2 separate regions of the Homo sapiens genome follow, and region 2 is linked to region 1. A link is an interaction called in ENCODE POLR2A ChIA-PET data of the cell type or tissue named here. Cell type or tissue: MCF 10A. All regions are shown on one strand.

Region 1 (2,500 bases):
TGAGTGAATGAGTTCCATCACATCCTTATGGAGTAGTTTTGATCATCATCATTACAGAAACAATAATGGGTTTCCAGCAGCTGTCTTTCACTCTTCCACCTTTGTGAGGAACAAAGCCACTTAAGTTTGCACAGTGCTTTATAGTTCACAAAATATCTTCATATCTTATCATTTATTATTGTATGTCCCCTTTTTATAGATGAGAAAAAGTATTAAGTAACATCTCCTGGCATCCTCTTCTATTACCACCCTTGATGAGGAACTCAATTTGAGAGAAATAGGGCATTCTAGTGGGTGGAGCCACTCAAATTTGATAGATGGGCCAGAGGCATCATAGTTCTTTCCCAGGATCATGGTGAGTCAGATCCTGTCCCAAGCCACCTCCTCTACCAAGAATGGCAATCTTGCAATAAATGATTAGAAAACAAGCCAATAATCCTTTTTTTAAATTAAAAAACAATTTATTGAAAAAGAGTAATGCTTTATACAAATTCCTATTATAAAACCCCAAAATGTCTATTGGTCTGTTTCCAGGTGTGGTAGAAGAATATAAAAAGATCAAAATTGGATAAATTCTATTGTAACAATTTCGTTGGTCATTTTGGGCCATAAAATTTTTTTGTAATGTTTGGTAACTGATATCCACATGGAATTACACTCACACATCATGAAGATCTATGTATGTGGCAAAAGCCATTTAAATTTTAACTTCCAAAAGCATATATTCTCAGGTTTGGAAGGCACACTAAAATTTATTAGGTCCAATTCCTCATAAGACACAGTGGCTGACTTTCCTTGTGTAGTTTATTATGAAGTACCATTTCCAAACTAACTATCCTAGCAGCGTCAGCTGCCAGCTAACAGCAAGAGCTCTGAGGGCATCACTGAACAGATAGCACCTTATGAGTTATTATGATTCAAAAATCTCCCTTGCTGTTGGATTTACCAACACGTAGGCTTTTATTTCTTCCCATTACATCTGTTTAGCCACAGAAAGCATCGGGCCATACTCACTGCAGAAGATAAGACTTCCTCAGAATCTTATTTGTTTAGTGCACTCAATTTTACTTCACTGTCTCATCACTTGAGAGACTGGTTAAGGCAAGAAACCCATTTCTTAACATTTTTTTTGTTTTCAAACATTTGAAAAGCAACACCAAAACGTATGCAGTTAATTCCTCAATTCTTTCCCTTAGTATAGCACTTTTTAAATTACAAAACCACACTTACATGTATTCTATCTCACTGGATCCCCACAACATCACTGTGAGGTGGGAAGATCAGGAATTACAAACCACCGCTTACAGATGAAGCAATAAGCTTACAGCAGCCAAATGCCTTGCTCAAACACAGACGGTGATTGATAGCACCAAGACTCAAATCCAGGTCTCCAGACACCAATGCCAACACCCTTTCCATTACATCATCTTGCTCAAGTGAAATAGCATTCTGTACAGACTGGAAAAGTAAGAGCAGTTGTTAAAATGGAACAGAGCACAAACATGTCAGACACAGCTGAAAGAATGGAAATAGACTGGTAGAGAGAGGAAGGCACTGAGCCACATGAAGGTATGTGCGTAGGTTTTGTTCAGTGGAAATAGACTGGTAGAGAGAGGAAGGCACTGAACCACATGAAGGTATGTGTGTAGGTTTTGTTCAGTGGAAATAGACTGGTAGAGAGAGGAAGGCAGTGAATCACATGAAGGTACGTGTGTAGGTTTTGTTCAGTGACTTCTTCAGTGTCTCAGCCAGCTGAGCAAATAAAGACACTACATAGGCATAGTTCATGTTCAAAGAATGAGAGTAATATAAACTAATTAATATTCACACTACCTCTTCTAACTGGTTAAGTATCATTATCTCAATTTGGCAGATAGAAAAAAGAGGTAGAAAGATTAAGTGACTTGCTTACAGCTACAGAGAGAATATTTGTCACCAGATTATCACTCCAGAAAGTCTAGCACTTTGTTCAGACAAACAGACCACACCTTATTAGGAAGATATAAAACGCATGATAATTACACTTGGGAAAACAATACAATTAAGGAATGGGGAACAAAAAGGTAGTTTAGGGGGATATAAAACTATGAATAAGTAGCTTAAAAATTCAATCAATAAAGTTGTGTTACAACACCTGGGGGAACAGCATGCAGCTACTCAATTGGACAAATATTTTCAAAGCAAACAAGAGTGCTATGGGTCAGAGTACAGGGATTGTGTGGGAAGGTCAACAGGAATTTATCACTTTGGTCATGCAGAAAGATTTGCCTCCAAAGTTCTGATTTGTAATAAATTCTTCTTGGCTTTAGAAACTAAAATGTAGGCTATGAAATGTGTTAGATTCAGGAGATAGAGACCAATGAAACACAAAACAAATAAGGGCTTAATAACGATGCAAGTGCTATAAGATTATGGTAAAAAATAAAATAAGTATATGAAAAGGGCACGCATGAAGAATTGAAAGAATTCATCCTTGGTAAATTAGGCTAGGTCTTGTGGC
Region 2 (2,500 bases), 89 kb before region 1:
TTTATATATTTATTTCCTCTAACTGCCATAGAGAAAGCTTCAATAAAAACCAGTCACTCTGAAGTCCTCACTTATCTATTAGTTCCCATCCCCTGCTAGTTGAGAATTGTCTCAGTACTGCACATGCATGTTAGATGAACTTCTGCCAGTATCAAAAAAGCCCTAATACACAAGGCAAAAAAAAAAAAAAAAAATGCTGCCAGTATCAAAGAGGCCCTAATACAGGAAAAAAAAAAAAAAAAAGCTTGTATCAGTTTGAAGTGAGACACTATCAAGGTACAAGAGAGTTGAATCCCATCCAGAATGATGCACTGGACTCATAACTAAAATCAGAGGTCAGGCCAAGAGAATGTGAAGCATATTGCAAGAGTGCCTGAAATAAAGCACTCCTTTCACAACTAGACATGTTGATATTCTACATTAAAACGAATGTGTCGTCAAGTCCTCCAGGTGGTAACCAAGCTTGATTGCTGGTGAAAGATTTAATACACAAGTGTTAGTGGAACCAGCTACAATCACTGCTTCAACAATTGGTCCCAAGTATGGAGTAAGTATTCATCATCTTCCCTCTCCACTGCCTATTCTAGATGACCCTCAAACTAAGCTGCTACTTCAGAAGGCCTAGTTGTAATGTTTGGTAAATAAATTCAGATCTCTTTATACCTGAGGGATTTAAGATCCTAGTTGTCTTGCCCTTGAAAAGCCACGGTTGCTGCATTTGCCCTTTCTTGATTATCCCAGGCTTAGAGTAACTAACAAAACAGTGTGATGAATCCCTTGGGAACGAAATATATATTCCTCACTTTTCACAGCAATCATAGCTCTTCATGAAAATCAGGGTATCTTCCATACCATTTTAACTTTCCTGCTAGCCTACTAGCATGAGAAGCCTAAAGTGACCAGATGTGTTATGGTTTGAATGCTTTTGTTCTCTCCAAAATTCATGTAGAAACCTAATCATCTCCAAAATTTTGACGTTGTCAATACAATAGTATTAAGAGGTGTACACACGTACCCTAGAACCGAAAGTATAATAAAAAAAATATATATATATATAAAAAGAGGTGAGGCCTTTAAGAGGTAATTAAGCCTTGAGAACTTCTTCCTCATTAATTAGATTAAGGGCCTTTTAAAAGAGGCTTCACACAGCATTTCACTATCTGACTTGTTTGCCCCTCTGCCTTCTGCCATGTGAAAACGCAAAAGACCAAGTGCTGGCACCTTGATCTTGGATTTTTCCAGCCTCCAGAACTGTGAGAAAATAAAGTTTTATTCTTTACAAATTATATAGTCTCAGATATTCTGTTCTAGGAACACAGATGGACTAAGACAAGGTGGTAATCATACTTTCAGATTTAATAGAATTCTTATTGGTGAAATATTTTTTTCCACATGGAACCAGGACCTTCTTTAATCTATCAAAGCCAGAAGTTACAGTTATTGGGAAACATAAATTCCGCAGTTGGGTCACTATGAGTCATGAGATGTGAGTTAGGCCAAGCTAATTCTACTTCCTGTTTTATTACCTGGAATTGTGCATTTTAAGTATTGAGGATATAGCACCATATATTAAACTTTGGCTCAGAGCATAGATATAACATCCTGGGGAAAAAATGCCCCAACCTGTCAGGACGTTATTTCAGAGCTAGTACCCTAGCTGAACATTTAATAGGCCATTCCTTCGTCCTGCTAAGCCAGCTGCTTCCCAGTGATGCAATGTGGGGTATAATCAATGGATACCTTGGCTTTGTGTCTACTGTTGCTATTCTGTTACCATAAAATTTGATCTGACATCATGTTTTTTTATTATAAGTATTTTGTGAGGTCTTTTTTTGTATTTTAGATTCAGTGGGAACATATGCAGGTTTGTTACATGGTTGTGAGTTCTTATTGTTTCTGGAAGGTGCTCTATTCATCAGCTTGAGTTACCATAATTAATACCACGGACTGGGCAACTTAAACATTAGAAATTTATTTTCTCATAGTTCTGAAGTTTAGAAATCCAAGATGGAAGTCCAACAGAATCAATTTCGGGTGATGATTCTCTTCCTGGCTTGCAGATTACCACCTTCTCATTGTGTACTCACATGAAGGAAATAGAGAGTTCGTTCTCTTCTTATAAAGGCCACCAAACCCACCATATTAGGGCCCCATCCTTATGACTTCACTTAACCTAAATTACTCCTAAAAGCTTAATCTCCAAATACAGTCACATTGGGAATTAGGGTTTCAACATATGAATTTGACGAGTGGGGCACAATTTATTCCATGGCAATCACTATGGTTGGGGAAAGCAAAACCAGAGCCAGAAGAAATGTCAACTCCAGTAAGGACAAATTGCTGCTCTTTCCAAGAACAAAGGGGACTGATATAATAAAATCTCCACAAAGTAGTTTGCCAAGTTCTTCAAGGAACTTGATTCCTCCTATCCATGAGAATAGGATGTTTTTCTATTTGTATCTTCTCTGATTTCTTTGAACAGTCTTTTGTAATTCTCATT

Evidence for each region. Peaks named below come from ENCODE experiments on the same cell type or tissue, not always from the same donor. Only the 100,000 strongest peaks of a DNase experiment are listed, where the experiment ranks them.
Region 2: POLR2A ChIA-PET joins it to region 1 with 5 read pairs; 1 of 35 experiments calls an interaction of 5 or more read pairs at or near these places.

The regions. Positions count from the first base shown.
Region 1 is chr3:190,305,268-190,307,767 of GRCh38, forward strand. It overlaps CLDN1 (claudin 1), which reads right to left. Exons shown (of 4, transcript NM_021101.5): 4 at 440-2,500. It also overlaps a transcript of CLDN16 not described here. Among named protein-coding and RNA genes, the nearest start is that of CLDN1, 16 kb to the right of the region's middle. In MCF 10A, no CTCF peak of the experiment used is centred here; DNase peaks (open chromatin) are centred at 324 and 1,364.
Region 2 is chr3:190,215,793-190,218,292 of GRCh38, forward strand. No RefSeq gene overlaps it. Among named protein-coding and RNA genes, the nearest start is that of P3H2-AS1, 96 kb to the left of the region's middle. In MCF 10A, no CTCF peak of the experiment used is centred here; a DNase peak (open chromatin) is centred at 1,459.